Regions from separate parts of the Homo sapiens genome. Here regions 2, 3, 4 and 5 are each linked to region 1. Evidence: chromatin contacts called from ENCODE Hi-C or POLR2A ChIA-PET data. All regions are on one chromosome and are shown on one strand. The core of a region is the stretch at or near the end of the contact, and the rest is flanking DNA. Distances in the headings are between cores, read along the strand shown. Region 1 overlaps LOC124901056 (a long non-coding RNA gene). Region 2 overlaps LINC02240 (long intergenic non-protein coding RNA 2240). Region 3 overlaps LINC02240 (long intergenic non-protein coding RNA 2240). Region 4 overlaps LINC02240 (long intergenic non-protein coding RNA 2240). Region 5 has its middle 85 kb from the start of LINC02240.

The links. A loop is a pair of places that touch in the nucleus more often than their neighbours do. ChIA-PET counts read pairs that join two places held with the same protein, here RNA polymerase II (POLR2A). Pooled maps may share reads with other maps.
Region 2: a loop to region 1 is called in a map of cardiac septum, with 2.1 times the contacts of the local background. The contact joins two enhancer-like sites. A Hi-C loop is called at or near these places in 5 of 168 maps with a recorded cell type or tissue (cardiac septum, esophagus muscularis mucosa, heart right ventricle and 2 more) and 7 of 50 pooled maps. POLR2A ChIA-PET finds 5 or more read pairs at or near these places in 2 of 52 experiments (AG04450 and MCF 10A).
Region 3: a loop to region 1 is called in a map of dorsolateral prefrontal cortex, with 2.0 times the contacts of the local background. The contact joins two enhancer-like sites. A Hi-C loop is called at or near these places in 5 of 168 maps with a recorded cell type or tissue (dorsolateral prefrontal cortex, esophagus muscularis mucosa, heart right ventricle and 2 more) and 11 of 50 pooled maps. POLR2A ChIA-PET finds 5 or more read pairs at or near these places in 3 of 52 experiments (AG04450, HEK293T and SK-N-SH).
Region 4: a map of endothelial cell of umbilical vein shows a loop between it and region 1 (2.9-fold over the local background). The contact joins two enhancer-like sites. A Hi-C loop is called at or near these places in 2 of 168 maps with a recorded cell type or tissue (Calu3 and endothelial cell of umbilical vein) and 4 of 50 pooled maps. POLR2A ChIA-PET finds 5 or more read pairs at or near these places in 5 of 52 experiments (A549, AG04450, MCF 10A and 2 more).
Region 5: a map of PC-3 shows a loop between it and region 1 (9-fold over the local background). The contact joins two enhancer-like sites. A Hi-C loop is called at or near these places in 25 of 168 maps with a recorded cell type or tissue (A673, Calu3, IMR-90 and 18 more) and 20 of 50 pooled maps. POLR2A ChIA-PET finds 5 or more read pairs at or near these places in 9 of 52 experiments (A549, AG04449, AG04450 and 6 more).

What each region holds. Positions count from the first base shown.
Region 1 is chr5:125,482,662-125,486,257 of GRCh38, reverse strand. All of the region lies in intron 8 of LOC124901056 (a long non-coding RNA gene), which reads left to right. Among named protein-coding and RNA genes, the nearest start is that of LINC02240, 8.8 kb to the left of the region's middle. Within about 2 kb of position 1,542, at least 26 of the 41 ENCODE cell types and tissues checked have a DNase peak (open chromatin) inside an H3K27ac peak, as active enhancers do; they include PC-3, Panc1, dorsolateral prefrontal cortex and 2 more, where a contact is called at or near this core.
Region 2 is chr5:125,593,349-125,596,944 of GRCh38, reverse strand. The region is part of intron 3 of LINC02240 (long intergenic non-protein coding RNA 2240); the gene reads right to left. All of the region lies in intron 8 of LOC124901056 (a long non-coding RNA gene), which reads left to right. Among named protein-coding and RNA genes, the nearest start is that of LINC02240, 100 kb to the right of the region's middle. Within about 2 kb of position 1,689, at least 3 of the 41 ENCODE cell types and tissues checked have a DNase peak (open chromatin) inside an H3K27ac peak, as active enhancers do.
Region 3 is chr5:125,574,161-125,577,756 of GRCh38, reverse strand. All of the region lies in intron 3 of LINC02240 (long intergenic non-protein coding RNA 2240), which reads right to left. All of the region lies in intron 8 of LOC124901056 (a long non-coding RNA gene), which reads left to right. Among named protein-coding and RNA genes, the nearest start is that of LINC02240, 83 kb to the right of the region's middle. RefSeq lists a silencer at 707-1,001. Within about 2 kb of position 1,701, at least 4 of the 41 ENCODE cell types and tissues checked have a DNase peak (open chromatin) inside an H3K27ac peak, as active enhancers do; they include dorsolateral prefrontal cortex, where a contact is called at or near this core.
Region 4 is chr5:125,557,673-125,561,268 of GRCh38, reverse strand. All of the region lies in intron 3 of LINC02240 (long intergenic non-protein coding RNA 2240), which reads right to left. All of the region lies in intron 8 of LOC124901056 (a long non-coding RNA gene), which reads left to right. Among named protein-coding and RNA genes, the nearest start is that of LINC02240, 66 kb to the right of the region's middle. Within about 2 kb of position 1,793, at least 2 of the 41 ENCODE cell types and tissues checked have a DNase peak (open chromatin) inside an H3K27ac peak, as active enhancers do; they include endothelial cell of umbilical vein, where a contact is called at or near this core.
Region 5 is chr5:125,406,829-125,410,424 of GRCh38, reverse strand. No RefSeq gene overlaps it. Among named protein-coding and RNA genes, the nearest start is that of LINC02240, 85 kb to the left of the region's middle. Within about 2 kb of position 1,629, at least 8 of the 41 ENCODE cell types and tissues checked have a DNase peak (open chromatin) inside an H3K27ac peak, as active enhancers do; they include PC-3, Panc1, endothelial cell of umbilical vein and 1 more, where a contact is called at or near this core.

The sequences.
Region 1 (3,596 bases), core at 293-2,792:
AAAGGTGTTATAATGCAAAACTTGCTTGTAACATTTCCAGGCATTCCACTCATCTAAATTAAATACAATGCACATATTTGATGGATAGATTTGCTATTTATATTTATATATCAATGACTGCTTCCTTTACAAATGGCTAAACCACCCTCAAGTAAAGCAAACACAGAAAATGCATGATTATTCCACATTTTCAGCGAACCTATGGATGCATTTGATTTTATACACATTGGCAGAGTGCAGCCCTTATGTCTTGGAATAGGAAATTCACAAGCCGCCAAAGAGGAAGAGACAGCTCTCATTTTTTGTCTTTAAATACACTCTGTGTCTTTTCTTTGCGATTCATCCAGGCTTTTGCTTCTTATTTGTATTTTGTTTGTTCCTCTGTGAGTTGGAGGTTTTGTTTTTGTTTTCAATACTAAAGGGATGTCCATAAAAGGTCATATTACCATTGAAAATACTTAAGCTCTGTTTTTCCCCTTTCAGAACAATATATCACTTCATTTGCCTAAATTCACTCAGCTTTTGTGGGTTTTCACATGTGTTACTTGAGAATGTTGGCAGATCTGGAATTTTATGAGGAGAACTGCCCTAGAGGTTGCTTTTTTTCAAATCTTATGGAGAAGTTTCTCTCCACAGCTCTCCAGGCTCAGGTCACAAGCTTTCTTTGCAGCATGTCAGGAGGCAATTAGAGCATTTGTTCAGGCTGGAATGCCCTCTTCTCTCAGAGGCTGCTCTTACTGAATTTGTTGGGCTTTTAATGTAATGTTGAAATCTGTTCCTGCTTGACTCCTACAGCTGGTTTTGATCAGGCTCCTCTAAAGAGGAAGTTTCAATTAGCACAGCTCCAAATGTGCTCGGGAGGTATATTTTATGACTACTCAACTAACAGCACTCTTTGTTCCTAGTGGTGTGTGACTCCTTAACAAACACAGCCATTCGTGTGAGTCACGGAGTGACTTTATAGCAAGGCTAGGCTTTGCCAAAACCAGAAGAATGAGACAGCCAAATTGAATTAGTGGTTGAAACACATTAATTTATGCTAGATAAATGTTATTGTGGTCCCGTGGGCAAGTACTCAGGTCATAGGCTTTATGAACTATTTGCAGCAAGAGGGCTTGGTGGCAGTAAATCAGCTCTAGAGCAGGACTTTGCAGAGGACTTACAGCCACTTACTCTCCTGTTTCCTTAAATTGCCTCTGCCATTTTCCCCTCCTTCCACTGAGATAGCTCACCATTTCGTACACAGTTTGTGATATTTAACATATAAGCAGTTGGATTAATGATTTGTGTAGGCTTCGCTTGACTCTGGTTGAGATGTGGCCATCTATTATGCCTGTGGCCCTCGCCACAGGCAGCTGTGTGTTTATCATTCCAGACTACAGATCTCAGTGGGTACAGAGCTCTGGCTCAGCACCAGCTTTCGGAGTCCGTGCAGCTGTGCCGTAAATGGAAACCTTGATGCCTCAAACACAGCACACACAACCAAGTCCTGACAAGGCTGTTTCTCTTCTGGGAAGGAATTAGATCCACTTAAGGCTGGATTATTTCTAGAGTAAGAAAAGTAGAAATAAGTGTTTTCTGGCTGCAAATTGTGGCAAGTGAGAGATGATGCCAAGAAAGAATTATGCATAAATGATAGTGTTTAAACTTGTTTTTATGTGTTTAAATGTGTATCTGCCAAAAATCTGACAAGGCCTTCCTGTTGGCATTTTTTCAGAGAGAGACCACTCACACACCAAGCATTTTCTTAATAAAGAAATAATTGTAAATCACTAGCGTCTAGGCAGGTGATAACCAGTTGACCTTAAACATGATCTCTTGCAAAACCCGGGGAAAACAACGGGCTGGGTAAAGAGTGATGAATCACTGCCTCCCTCCCTCCAAACCACCAAAAATGCCAGAGCATCAGTCAAGTCCCTGGAAATTTAGTGCCATGAATAAGGGGCTAAGCTTCAGACTTACTTCTAGGTTTAAACACTCATGGAACCCTTCTTGGCTTGGCAATCTTGAGCAAATGGCTACTCTCTGTCTGTGTCCTCACATATGAAATGGAGATAGTGGTAATATCTACTTTTGCAGGGCTCTTTTTAAGATTAAAGAAGTTCATGAACGTAAGCCATTAACAAAGGGAATGAGGAACAAGGTTAGCCCTCAACAAACAATAGCTTGCGTTAATTATTGGTATTGCTGTTGTTACTGCTGTGGATCCAAAAGAAGGCCTTCTTTACCTTTTATTTTAATTCCCCAGTGGCTAGTGGAAGGAGCTGCTGGTGCAGTAGAGGTTACCTTTTCCTGGTATAATCTCTCCTTGTAGATGGAAGAATACCCAAGAGCCACTCACCATATTCTGTTCAGCCCGTTGACCTTGACCTGCCTAACCCTTTAGGCTTACACTGCTCTGATGTTTGCTTTTTATGTTTGAAGACAGCTGCTATGACATTTATCATAAATATTTAGCATACAGCAGAAAGGCTTGACACATGTCAGGTTCTCATCACATTTCTCCTGAATTCAATTTTGTGTTAATGAATGCCTATGTATGTGCTTAAAGCTCTATGTTTAGACTTTGGGATAAAACTTCCCCCAAATTCAGCACAATTTCCTAAGATTAGATAAATGATATCTTTTCCAGATTTAGAAAAAAAATGCTGTGTACCCTTTAATCCTGGAAAAACAAAAAGGAAAATAAATACAATCTAGCCTCGGGCCCTTTAAGTTTTCTGAATTAGTTGAATCCTACGTATGTTGCTCCAGCTCAGTTCTCAACTAAAACCCATTAAACTGTTCGGATTTAATGTATCTGTTGCTATGCATTCATTACCTGGTTACTTGGTTGATTTAAATTTTTAAAAAACACACAAATTTAGTCAAAACTTTTTAATCCATCTATGTGTATAAGCACATTAAAATATGTTTTTGTTCTGCTTCCCATTTTAAATTAGAGTTCCTTAAGAGCAGGTCCTGTGTCTTCTCAAACTCCAAAAAGTGTCTATAGCACCTTTTACAACATGTACCTACTGAATGTTAAATACAAAATGATATATGTGGCTTAATTTCCCATGGTCAATTTTACCTTCTAAGTCTCAAGCAGAATTTCTTATCCCATGGATTTTTTACTGAGTTACTAAGAAAAAATAAGTATAAAGAATGTCTCGTCTTCAATATTAAAAGCTCCACGAGAGCAAGGACTCTGTCTCCTTAGTTCTTCCTCCCTAGTTCATCCGAGTGCCTAAAATAGTCCTCTGGCACACATGCCCTGAAATATTTGTTGAAATAATTATTTTATTTTATTTATTTTTATTTATTTATTTATTTAGTTTGAGACGGAGTCTCCCGCCTGTCACCCAGGCTGGAGTGCAGTGGCATGATCTTGGCTCACTGCAACCTCTGCTTCCCAGGTTCAAGCGATTCTCCTGCCTCAGCCTCCCAAGTAGCTGGGACTACAGGTGTGTGCCAGCACGCCCAGCTAATTTTTGTATTTTTAGTAGAGACGAGGTTTCACGATATTAGCCAGGCTGGTCTCAAACTCCTGACCTTGTGATCTGCCCACCTCAGCTTCCCAAAGTGCTAGGATTACTGGCGTGAGCCACCGCACC
Region 2 (3,596 bases), core at 440-2,939, 110 kb before region 1:
AGATGCCATGCTGAGTCCTTGATGAAGCATTAAGACTAAATATATCAGCTAATAGACCCTGCTTATAAGTAAGAATTTCAGATTGAGTTAAGAAAAAAGACTTTAATATTAACTGCAATATACTTAACAAAAAGACACTATTTTTAAGTAGTATTGTTCAAAATTCTCTTACAGAGAAAACTATACAACCGGTAATACTAATTTCACATAAAGTGAAATTAAATACAAACATTAAATAGCCACAAAGATTGCCAAACAATGCTATTAAAATTCATACCTCACCATGAAATATAAGAAAACTTTATAGAATATTTGTCAACTAACCAAGCTGTCAAATATATAATACAAACCTGGAATAACAGGAAATAATTGTTAAAATGCAATTATTATAAAATATTGGTGAGATGGGTGTAAACCAAAGAGTATCGGAGACAAGTCTGAATCAATTTAGAAAGTTTATTTCACCAAGGTTAAGGAAGTGCCTGTGACATAGCCTCAGGAGGTCCTGAGGACATGTGCCCAAGGTGATTGCGGTACAGCTTGCTTTTATACATTTTAGGGAGACATAATACATCAACCAATACACGTAAGATTTACATCGGTTTGAACTGGAAGGGCGGGACTTGTTGCCCAGGCTGGTCTTGAACTACTGGGCTCAAGCAATTGGCCAGCCTTGGCCTCCCAAGGTCTTATGACTATACGTGTGAGCCATTGCACCCAACCATGTGTTTTTATGAATACCAGATTTGGTCTGACTTTTGTTTTCCTTGTATCTCTATACCTCACATCAAAATAACTGCGGGGAAGGCCTACGGCACTTACCTATCTCTTTCTGTGAAAGGATATGCTATCTGCCATAAAGAACATGATAAAAGGAAATGAACAAAGTGGCTTTGGTCAGTTCCCAACAGACTATTTATATCCAGAGTGGTCTGGTGTGATACTGCAGTGAGAAATTATATCTCTACTTCTGTAATATTTTTTATAAAAACAAAGTCCAGTAATTTAGAATCAAAGTACTTTTTTACTTGGATGTTGAATGATTTGCACTATCCAGTTCTTTTTTAGAATTACTCATTAGTCACAGGGACATTTTCCAAATTTTTAACACAGTTATTCTATACTTTATGCTATTAGTACAAAGATGATAATATATGTTTAATGTTTAGTGACACTATAATCATATTTTCTCATGTGAATTAAACCTTCTCTTCCAACATATTTCCAAATCTTGTGTTAGTTTCTGATATCCTTAGAAGTTTCCTTAGGTGGCAAATCTAATCCACCTTGTGAAATTTTGAGATCTCAACCATTCAAGTTTGTATGGATATCTGTATTTTGTATATTCCTAATCTTTGTTCCTTGAGTCAGTAGTGATTCCATTTGCTAGTCTACAATTTATGCATTAAAAATAGTATTGGATTAAACTGCAAAGTAAGGTTTTTTTTTTTCATGCTTTTTCTGCATTTAGTCCATGTAAAACACCAGTTGTATCTCATTTTTGTTATACTCAAGTCCCTTGAAGTCTTGTATTTTTGCAACTGTTCATACTAAGCATAGTTTCTTTTTCTAAAATGACCTTGTGAAAGCCATTGTTATGGAGGCATTCTGTGACTAAGATTCCGTTACACGACTGAGCTGGCTGATGGCTGAAGTTTGAGCAGACGCAGCTGGTTGTTGCAGCTGTGGGTCACAGCACGCTACATCAGACCAAATGTTCATTTTGTAGACACTGCCGAAATCTTGCACTGATGGAAGTCCCAGTGACTTTGAACAAAATGTACCCAAGTGCCTCTTCAATGAGCATTCTACAATAGTGAACAAAAACCCAGCACTCGACATTTCTATGCTGTAGAAAGTAGTTATAACTAAAGTTTAAATTGGAAGGTTAAAGCTTGTGCACCAATGTAATAGTCACATCAGACAGGACTACAATCTTCCTTTTCAGAAACTAAAAGGAACTTAACATCTATGTAGAAAAGAATGAGAATCAGATAGGATAAAATTTTATTGCTGTTTATTTTCCAAAAAAAAAAAAAAAAAAAAAAAAAAACTTCTCTGAAGGTCCCCTAACCAATTAGTTTCATCAAAGGATGCAGCAATTATTTTTCCCAATACTCAAATTCCAATGTTTCCTTTTTATGAACACTTTAAGTGACATGTGCTTGAAAAGACACCTGTAAACAGAAATTGTATGTATCCAGCCCAATTTTACCAAACATTTATAACTGTGAAGTTAAGAGAAACAGTTTTCTAGGGTTGTGAAGTTAAAAGTGAAGAGGCAAGCAGAGAAAAGTACAAGCCAAGGCAATGGTCATCTTTTGTCGTGTCTTTTCCTTCTCTAGAGTCTGACAGCATCCTCTTCATCACTCCTATTTTGCTACCTCCATCAAAGAAAGAACAAAGTGTGAACTGAGAGACCCTAGAAAGAGTGTTGAGATGGGTAGAAGGGCATACACCTTCCCAGATGAAAATGTCAAAGGAAACAAATATCTTTCAACATTTCTTCTCTTTCTCTGTGGTGTTTTCTGGGCCAGTTTCCTCTCTGATACCATCTACTTCCTCTATTTCTCTTTGCTTCAGCCACATTTGTCTTCCTGCTTTTTGTTGAATAAATCATGTATATTCCTGCCTCAGGGCCTTTGCCTTGATTTTTTTGCCTAATTGGTCCTCCATATACCTATATAGATTGTCCCCTCAACTCTTTGTTAAGTCTTTGCCAAGAAGTCAGCTTCTCAATGAGACTATCCTGGCCACCCTCTCTTTAATACCACAACATGCTTCCACCCGCGCTCCCTCATATTGCTACCCTTGGAGCCATGTTCTACTCGCCCTCCTTCTGTATGCACACATTGTCTTCAAATTTTGCTTATCTATTATGCCAGTTTTCTTTCTCTACCTATGCATATGTGAGTTTCATGATGGCAAGAACTTTTGTCTGTTTAGATATTTAGCACCTGGATTGTTGCTAAGAACATGGCAGACGCTCAATTTGTAATTGCTAAATGAATTGATAAATGGGATCCAGAGCCTTTCTCCCAATTATCTGTTGATCAAGCATACTTTTCTTGCTGGGTCCAGTGGTTCTAATCATAACTGCACAAAATTCCTGCTTACTTAGTCATCCAAGAGAACAGCACTTTCCCTCATTAAATTTAAAATATCTATAATGTAAAATACATCATAAAATGTTTTCTTATAAACGCTTTTGAAGATATCTGATACAGCATTTATTACTTTAAACTCTAAGTACCTCTATTAATTTTTAATTTTCATTTCTGAATTACTTAACCCCAAACTATTTAGCAAATTCTTATGTACTCTCCTGCAAATTTAAGACATGTTATCATTTTGACATTTTTGCATCATAAAATGGTAAAGTCTCTGGTATATTTCTACATTCCCATTTCAAGCTCTTTTCTCCCCAGTAGCAACTATTGTCCTAAATTTAGAGTTTTTAAAAAATATCTTAAAAGGATTCTATACTTTCACTACATAGGTAGCCATAAAAATATATAGTATTTATAGTTACCATTTTTATATGTACTGTCACCTGGTACATAATCTTTGATGAAATACTCATTTAGTATTATAGT
Region 3 (3,596 bases), core at 452-2,951, 91 kb before region 1:
TTAGATAATCTCTTGTAGTAGAAGTAGCTTCCAGGATCTTTATGCATCAAAAGCCTTAGAACCAGTAAGTACATTTGCATTGCAATTCTTCAATAGTAAAATCACGGTGTGTTGTGCATTTAGAAAACACCAAAAATACATGAGTCTTTCTGATCTATTTTCCTTCTACATAAATCTAATGCCATTTGAAGAGAAATGAAGAGAAAGACTGGAGAGACTTCAAAATATCTTTTGCAGAAAGTATGGAAGGATTAATAGATAAAGACAGTACATTCCGTTTAGCTTTCTCGTGGTTTTTTTTTTTTTTTTGTAAATTTACCCCAAATTATAGTTATAATGAAACATCACAATGCTATTATGTTAGAAAGAAGCTATTATTTCCATCCTTGCTGTGAAACCTCAGGGAAATTTACATCTTCTAAACATAAGAACCTTTCTGATATTTTTTCAGCTATAGAAGAATAAATAATAAGAGTCACAAAAAAGATATTTGAAGTCTTTGTCAGACTAGTAAATCATTTCTCAGTAGAAAATATAATTGTGGCCATGAACTTGACCAAAGAAAGAAAAATATTAAAACCTCTCTGCTGCGACTGAATTAAGGAAGGACCAGTACTTGCAAGAGTTAACTGTTGCTCACACCCTTCCTTCAGATTGATCCACTGATCTGAAGCTCAGCCTCCTTCAACACGGCTCCTAGCTTTTGCTTTGCCAGTCTCTGCCAAGAAACACCAGCTTTGGACAAAAATCAAGATTACACAAAGCTAAAGGGAATGTGAGAGATAAGAATCCTAAAGTGACAAGGTCTTCCTTGGAGATGTTAATAGTCAACACATTCAGGAATATCACAGAAAAGGAGCCGATCCTTTGCCAGTGTGTGCTCTATCTTCTACCTAGTGCCAGTCTTAATATTAAACATATAGACAGGCTTTAAAATCTTTTCCTTTCCTTTTGTTAAATTGGGATTGTTTTCAGTGGACTGGCAAAAGAGAGCTGTCTAATTTTAGTAGCATAAAGGAAACTCCTTTGTGGCTGCTTTATGCTGAATTTTATTCCCTGAACTTGTGTGGGTTCCTGTGCATGAAAAGGGGCATATTTTATGTACCCCCAAAAACAGAATATGGGAGAGGAAGAGAGTGCCAGGGGAACAGATTCTGGAGGCAGAACTAAACTAAAATGGCTTTGTCCTATTTTTTTTATTTTTATTTTTTACAAAACTCAAGGCAAATAACCCTACTATTGGATTATTTTTAAAGAGACTAAACCTCAACTGAATTACATTAAAAAAAAAAACATCTCAATAGCCCAGCTAAAAATCTAAGGATGTTGAGTGCATCAAGCTCTTGGGAAGCTTTGTCTCACAGCTCCAAGAGCATGTTCTTGGTGCTGAGGGGCAAGGTTTGCACTAGGATCTCACACCCTACACTGCAGCATCACAGCTGCCCCAGGCTTTGTCTCATCTTTTTGCTCTGTTCTCCTTAAGTCAGAAATAAAAGGAAGAGATGATGAAGCCTGTCCCCATAAGGCTGGTGTGAGGTGAGAGCGGGAAGGTGGAGGTGCAGGGGAGGAAGGACTTTATGCTGCAGCCAGTCAGCGCCAGAAAATGCCATTTATGTGGATCCAGTGCTCACTGAGGAAGCAGAAATAAAAGCCTCTGATGTGATGTGGCGCCGCCCCTCTCCTGCTGCACTCTCGCTCATTACAGCTCTTTCTTTAAACTGCTGGGTAGACAGCTGGCAGCCAGTGCCTCGGAGGAAGCAGGAGTAAGGGAGCATATAAATTACTGTTGCATTTTACAGCTAAGATAAACGCAAACTGCAGGGTTATAGCCTGAAATGACATCAAGGGGAAGCTCCAGCAGGCCTCTCAAAAGAACAAGGAATGGAAAATGGATAGAAAGATTTATTCAGGGAATATGGGATCATGGAGAAGGAAAAAAAAAATCTAAACAAGTTGTGTAAAATCTGCTGCTTTAGTGAGTCTTAAAGAGCTTATGTCAGCTTAATTCTGTGTGGTAGCATAATGTAAATCTATGGGAAATGGGGCTGTAGGCATATCTACTCTATTCCATTTCTGCAGATTGCCAAACATGGCAATAAATGTCAAGTGATTATTTATTTGATCATTAGAAACTTCATTAGATTTTGATTTGATGCTCTACAACCTCCCCCCTCTCCACCACCACTAAAAAGAGAGCTCAATTTTGAAATTCAATCCAGCTAGTTTGATTGGAGAAAAAAATGTTATGAAATAAAATCTAGCAAATACCAACATGTAGATGACAACATTCTGCATAAATATAGAAAATCCTCTCCAACAAGTTTACAGCAATTTGCTCAAGCGATGAAAGATAGATTTTGGCAACAGTGGTAAAATTTTTGGAAGTCTTTTTAACATTTCATTAGATGAAAGGCTGTTTTTGAGGTGAGCTCAAACTCCCTGGCTACAGACAGAGTCTGATTGTATGTTCTTGGCTTAACAGCCTTAGCATATAATGTATTTGAACTTTCACTCAGCTTTCTTGAACTTGATTTATTTGCCATCATATCACCTGGGAAAAAAGTCTGTGGGTCCTCAGTTGGCCTAGGTAATTTGGGACTCAGCTGGTTGATGCCTATGTGTTTGTTTCACCCTAGCTCAAAGCATAGAACCTGAGCCTTATTATGTTCATAAAATGGGGTCTTTTTACTGTAGTGAGCAATGTCAGATATACCGTTTACAGCTGACTTTTTCATTGCGATTTTAGTTTCTCCGGTGCATTTCACACTACGGTTTTCCTAAGAATTATGTATAACATGGAAAACAAAGAGAGGAGGAGAGAGAAAGTGCTGCAACTAGCTTTCTTCCTCAGGGAACAGTACTTGCATGTCAAAAGATTCACCAAATAGGCATTGGACTGACTTTCATAAAACCAGGGATATAAGCACAGTGTGGGGTGTGTATTATTGCCACAGAGCACACGCTAGAAAGCAGCATAAAGAGACAAGCTTTATCTCTCTGCCTGAAACTCTCTTGGAACCTTCTGGGAGTGCACATTCTAAATCAAGAATCAAAACGTTTTCCCAGCACAACTGCAAATTGAAAATAGGCACTTGAACACAGGCAGAGATGTAAAGGAAGAATGACTTTGAAATGCCTACAACGCACCCCGAGCCACCCTGGGTCTTTCTGTAGACATAAGGAGTATTCATCTACGGTAAAGGGTATGTAGCACTTGGTAGAAACAAATGACAGCTGACAAAAAGATCCATTAAATGCCTGAACTTGCCCCTTGCCAGCACAGAGTATTTTTCTTTTCCTATTTTGCCAGAATAAAGAGAGGGCAAGACATTTTTATTTCAAGAAGTGCCCCATAGCCATAGATTTTTGTTTCTGTTTTCCTCTAGCACTTTCTAGTATACTGTAATTGAAACAACAGCCTAAAAGCATTTCTTTTATTAATCTTAGTAGTGTAAAACATTGAAGAAAACAAACTTAGGAATATATTATTGTGCTGCATGGTTAACAACAACAACCACAACCACAACTTGCAGCTAAGGAAATCATTCCCCTTTTGGGGGAAGTCTCTATCATAAAAAAAAAAAAAAATTCATTGC
Region 4 (3,596 bases), core at 544-3,043, 75 kb before region 1:
AGTTAAGAATGGGGGTGTCATCTTGAGAATACACTTCATGAAAAGTTTAGCTTCTAGACTGCTTTTCCCTTGAACAATGATGGATTCAAAATCTTTTCTTCATATGTTGTGAACTTGTTGTATCCTTGAATGCCTCAGTAAAGTCTGACATACTCATATGTGTGTGTAAATAATAAGTGTAGAAGACACATGAAGGAACCCAAGAGAGTTGGAGGAGTCAGCATTGTCGATGAGTCAAATCCATGCCCTTCCTCTTTTCAGACTCAGTGGAGGAACAGAGCAAAGTTAACACATTTCTCATTAGCATGGACTTGCTTTTTGTATTCTACTCCCTTCTCTGCCAATATGTGATCCTGGGTAGTCTATTATAGCCTTGGCATGAATGGTTATCACTGTGTTGCTGACTCCCAAATCCTCAGTCAGTCCAGAACTTACCCCCAACCTCAAGCTGATCCCATCTCCACCTGGACGCACTCTCTCAATGTGCTTCAGGCCAATCTCTTTACCATATCTCTGCCACTCCACTACCTTCCTCCCTAAAAGCAGTCTTGTTTACAGAGTAACTTGAGAAAAATCCAGACTCCTTTGTCTGTTATCTACGTGACTCAATACTTTCAATTTCATTTCTAACATATTTTCCAATTTCATTCCTTCCCTTGCCTCTCATTCTCATTTGCCTCATTCATTCTGGAGAACTTAGTCAATTCTTCTCAATTCTTTTGTCATCTGCTTCCTAACCGCTTTCCATTGGCATTGTATTTCCAACACATGATTCAACTTAAGTATAATAAAAAATAAAAAAAATACATAACAATTTAAAATTTTCACGTCTTAGCAAGTTTCACCAACCACCTCTTTTAGTTTCATCCACCCTTCCTCCTCCATTTCAGCAATAAGTCCTATATTCCAGCACTCTGATGCACTAGCTATTCGTCTAATATAACCCATTCTATTTCGCGCCATGATTTTGTATGCACGATTCTTCTAACCAAAAATGCCTCTTCTTCCTTTCCCCTTTTGTCCAAATGTCAAGTTCTTAATCGTTCCACAAAACCAAATTCAAATGATAGTCCTCAGAAGCAACCTCTCTCACCATCAGACCTCCTCGGAAATGCCCTCCTTGGTTTCTCAAGCTTTTTGCACACTATGTTTACTATAACATTTTGGTGGGGGGAAGTATATACTTTTTAATCTAAGGGATTTTTTGTGCTTATGCTATCTTTACAATTTGTATCTCTACAACCTAGCTCATAATATCTTGCACATCATAGGTGCCTAATAATTGTCGAGTAGCCAAAGAGAGTAAATTTAGGGCCATGTCATCAGGTGTGGTTACTAAGAGTGGAATTCAAACCATGGGTAAAGACATTTGTTGCTGAATAAAGAAAAATTGTCACCTCATTCAATGACAAGGATTATATACATGTGCATAAATGTTCTCTCCCTAAGATAGTTTTTCACTAGCCCATTAGGACAGACATATAGAATATCTCTCCAACAGAGATCTCTAATTTTTGTTTAGAATTTTGTGCATTTTTAATTCACACACAAGAACTGAATTTTTCATCAAGGTTGCTCATGGAGTCTTCAATTATATATTCCTGACACTTGCCTTCAGCAAGTAATGATTCATCTCCCTGGATCTCACTCTGAGTCTGTAGTAGATCTGGAGAATATTCTGAAGTTTCTTTTTTATCCAGCAAGACTGGCTGAGACTGGATATGAAAGCTGTCTAAATACTCTTATCTATTCCCAACCCACAGAAATGCAGGCTCCACACACTCTCTGTTCACCGTCATGAATCATGATGCTGACAAGCAAGTCTGATTCATAACATTAAACACAAGCTGATAGGAGTAACTTCTTCCTGAATCCATTGGGAAAGGGCATGGGTGTTCTTCCACAGATGTGAGCTTCTGCTGCCAATGTAAATGTAAAGCTGGAAGAGAATGAAAGATAGCCAATCTTCGTTTCATTTTTCCTAGGATATACAAGATTCGTTTCTCGCCATGAGAGGTCCCTATCCGATTTTCTTTAAAGTTGCTTGCTGCCTTCTGGAAATTCCATTGTGCCATTGCTATAAAGTCTATTAATATTCTATCATTGAGTTGTTATTACCATGGCCTTTATTATAATGAATAATAATGTGCTGCAGTTACATGGCACCTTTCTTCTTGGATCATCCTGCTTAGCCTCATAAAACAAATTAATCAAGTTACACCTTTAAGGAAAGCATTAAGCTACTTCATTGTAAGAGCAAATTGTCTTTGTTTGCTCTGACTGCAGTTGTGTACAGTTTTCTGAATGGGCATGTTAGAATACTCTATCAGGGAAATTTCAAATAGGCCATTATTTAAACTGATTGACTGGTTTCCCCCCAAAATTTTTTAAAGTCTTTTGAAAATACTATGTGAAGAAACAGATATATTCTTCTAGAGCACAACAAAGAGATCAGTGCATATGTGTGTGCTTGCATATGTGTGTGTGTGTGGATGTGTAAACAAATGTAAAGACACTCTTTATGCAGTGCACATTTTAAATGTCTGTCAAAAAGAGTACTGGTAATATCGGAGTGGCCTTGTTCCCCCTGTTTCGAATACTTGCAGGAGCCTGTACAGAAGCCACAGGCAGGAGCTATTCCCAACAAGACCTCGTAATATGACTCTTTCCCACTTCCTGCTTTCTCCTCCAACATACATAACTGTTATGATTCCATTCTCCACAGAGAGAAATAAGAAGAAAAATAATTATTGTATTTAATTTGCATATGAGGAAATTTCTAGTAATATCTCATTGCTGGACTTAGATTTAAATTTTGTGTTTTTTTCCCCCCAGGGGAGTTTTTGGTGTACTACCCCACTTCTCAAATTGATCTTTCAAATGTTCTACATCTGACATAAGAAAATGATAAGGAGATAAAGACAGAATTTCTCTGTATCTAGAGCTATCTTTAGTGCCATCCATCTGCCATCTATAATCTTGAGATGTGTGCAGGTTTAGCACTGGAATTCACATCAATGAAGTCAGATCTGGCAATAGATTATTGTTATGTTGGAGACTCTCCATGTACAGCCAGGCCTTTTGGCTGTGTAGCTTTTGGCTTAGGGTCTCTGTGTGTCTAGAAGCAAGCAAGAATAGTCTTCTTAAAAATAACAGCCATAACCATGAAGTGCATTACATGTTATCTAAGAATATCACGATGTTTCCTTATAGAAAAGAGAGATAATGTTGATTGAGTTTTATTTAAGAAGTGATTCATAATTCAGATTGAGTGAGATCGACAGTCACAATAGTCACTTCTAATTGCCATATGTAATTTGGGTACTCTTGTTTCAAATTAATTGCAACTCACTGTGGTAGGGTGAATAATGTCCTCTAAAAAAATGTCCCTGTCCTAATCCCCCCAAACCTGTGAATATGTTATCTTACATGGTACAAGGGATTTCACAGGTGGGACTAAGCTAAAGATTTTTAGAAGAGGAGATGATCTTGGATTATCTGACCCAATGTGGTTATAAGGGTCCTTCCTCTTATAAAGGAGGAAGGAAGATCAGAATTTAAAAACAGAAGGCAATGTGACTATGGAAGCGGACAAA
Region 5 (3,596 bases), core at 380-2,879, 76 kb after region 1:
CAGGGGATGTCTGAAACTTACGCGTGTAACAGCACTAGCCTGAGACAAACCTGGCTCCTTCTGTTTCATTTTTAATACACTCTGTTTGGGTCCTATCACATGGTTTGTGTTCAATTAGATAGCTTGACTCGATAAAATCTGACTCTGACCCAGAAAAAAAGGAGAGAGAGAGACTGCTCCTGACTCCTGCTTAAGCTTTTGCAGGCACTGTGACCTGTTTATGTCAATGGTAAAGTTTAAGAGATTCCTATCACAGAACCACATCATCTTCTGGGATCTTAAAAATACAGAAAGCACTCGAGGACCCTGGCCCTCCTTTGTCACTGCAAAGCCCTTCAGTGCTGTAAATCAGTCCTCATTGGGAGCTCTTATACACCAGCCGTCACCGATAAGCTTTGGAGAAGTAGACAAGGCTTTTAGGAATTGCTGAACCATGAAGTTGACCTGCTTAGGGTTTTGTTGTAGGCTATTAAATCCGGGATGGCCGTTTTAAGATGATTCCGCTTTCTTTTTCCCTTGGCCTGGTTAAGCAACTCTACCCCCACCTCATTATTTGACTGATTAAAAAAAAAAATCAGAATGGAGCAACCTGCTGTTTAAGAATACTACCTTCACACATCAATTTAATGAGAGTGACTTATGCTGACGTAGTTTACGGGCTCAAGCAACTTGACGCTAATTTTGCAGCTAAGAAAAGATTTACTAACTGTACATACTGCTCTGCTTTTGTTGGCAAGGGTACCACGATTCTTTTCTCCAAAAACAAACTCTAAATCTTTTGTAAACATGCATTATTTGGTTAACACATTGTAAATGGATCCCAGTTGTGCAGCACAAGCACTGTTCACTATTATGTAAACAATTATTCACTGAAAGCCTTGCTTTAAATTGTAAATGAATATATTTCAGCTGTAACATTGCTTTCAGACCTGCCCAGTGGTATAAATCTGGTCATTTGTTTTTTGCACTCTGCCTATTACTAACCGGTTAGAAATGTGCTGATTATTTGCACAAGCCTTTCACACTGCGGGCACAGTTAAATTGCTGTTTTATTTTTCCTGTGTTTGATGAGTGTTAACAGGAGCGCCATTTGAGGAAACCCAAACCAAATACAGCTCTTTAATTGGGGTTGGAGTGTTTGGGAAAAGCCACCCGGTGAGTAATTCCACTGTTTAATGTTTGAAAGTTCATCCACCTCACTATAGGACTTATGACAAGATTAATTAAAGGGAGTTAACAAAAATGCAGGGCTTTGCTCAGCCAACCAGAATAGCTTGAAATACGGCGCACTCACTTGCAGGGATGTAGATTATTTGGTGCAAGGTCTAATTCCCAACTCTCTCCTTTAAACTCCTGTCATTGCCAAATAGCTCCATTTTAAATTCAGTATCTCTTCAAGAAAGCACAATCTGGAGAAAAAAATATGACAGAGGTATCTCATTGGGCCCCTGTGACTTCCTTTGCTCACAGGGTACGCCCAGTGGCTGATGAAAGTTTCAGCTGACTCAGAAAGCCTTGTCTTTTTATTTCCCCCTAAACAGTCAATGATTCATTTTTAATGTTTCCCCACCTCTTGTGGTTTAATTGGGTTTCAGTAGTGTGCTGATCTGCAGAGCTTGGAAGACAGAAATAATGACCTTGGATGATCTCATTGGTGTGCACCAGAACAAGTGTAGTTTTATTGAGCTCTGTTGCTAGAACTGCAAAACTGTATGTTCATTAACTTAGACAGTGCTGACCTTAGATCAAGCCTAGGATAATGGGAAAAGCCCCAGATTCCAGCCCTGGATTTGCTCCTGACTTTGCACACTCATTTTACCTCTGTGAGTCTTGCCTGTGGCATAGCCGGGTTGGATGGCACCATCCTTATTGTTCCTTCTGAAACTGAAATTCTCAGATACCTGCAGTGCATAATTCTACCTGCTCTTTCACATCTATAAATAAATAAAAGAGGAAGACTCAGTGATCAAAAGATATGGTGTTTAATAGCTAAAAGGACGAGGCTTTTTATTTCCACATTGAACATTAGAAAGGGGATCTGCAGTTTTTTTTGTTACTGAAAATTCTGTAGAATTCAGGTAGAATAGGTATGCTTCCTTCTGTGGCTATTCTTTGCAACTTAAATGACTATACTATCCTTAAGTAAACCACACAAGAAATACTTTGTAGATCTACAATGGTTTGTAATTATATTATTTATAATTTGTTTAATATACTTTCCCTTATAGTGAACAGGACTCATGCTACCTTTTTCTTCCTAATAATCTACTTATTCAGATAGTCTATTTTGCATATTACATTCAATTTAGGTTGAAAGAATGAAAGTAATGTGCACATCAATAAATGGCTGTGAAAATTAAGATAGAAGACTTTTTTGTCTTCTCTGAAACTTTCTCTTTTCTAGATACTGATGCAAGTTATCACTAATGACAAATTGGAATCATAAGCCTTGAGTACAAAAAGTCCATTTAAGGACAATTATGAGCTTTGTCATAATGGAAAATACAGGCATTGATTTCTTTTCCTCTGCTAAACACAGTTTTCTAAAGAAGAAACAGTCAGTCTCCTGTAGCATTTCTCTTACCTATATATATGTGTTCGATAGGCAGTTCCACAGAACAAATGGAAATATTTTTTAATTACATATGTTTTAGTTAGAAACACACTTGGAATTTTTTTAAATTGTAGTTTGTAATAGTCCTGAGTCCTGGTAGTTGGTTTATTTTAAAATGTAGATGTTACACCAAATTGAAATATTAGCAGTGCTTTATTTTACCTGCTTCCCTATCTGCCCTGCCTTTCATCCAGTGCTTCCAAGAGAAATACACATTTCACACTGCTCACAGTTCTAACATTTTCTTTGCCTATTTCTGACTTCTGACCTTGTCCAGACAGATAACCATGCTATGATGACTTTACCTTTCCACTCTCTACTTTATAACACCATGTCTAGGAATGCCCCAGTTAAAAGAAGGAGCCACTGATTCAGGCCAAATGTGTGGAATATTGATAAAGTCCATTCAGAATTGAAAAGTGTGCAGGGTTGCTCACAATGACCTTCTTAGAAACACATTAAGGATGTACAAGTGTTTCTGGTCTTTATTATGGTCTTGGCTATTTATATTATACAAGGACAGACTTCGTCTGACTGGTTTTTGCTATCAAACTTTCACGTTTATTTCAATAAATGGTCACTTAAATACCTGAAAGAGTTCAAGTAAGTTTTTACATCAGTATGTGGAACGAGTGCAAAGCATTCAAATAGTCTACTATGCCCAAGTCGAGACTTTTCTGCTGTTGTCAATGAGTCCATATAATCTAGCTGAAAAATATTCTGAGCATTTTCCTGAGCAGACAGAATTCCTGTCCTGGACTTATATCTTAGAGAATGTGCAGGTAATCTAAAGAATCTTTAAAATAAAGGCCAAGCAGCCTTGGTTGATATGTTCCTCTTCAGTTACTTAAATTCTAAGTTCTTTGGCAGTAAGGAATTTATCTTATTCATCTTTCCAATCTGACTACCTAGCGCAATGCCTCACATTTAGCAAATGTCCAATAAATGTTTGTTGACCTAAATAATTATGGCATCCTGAATA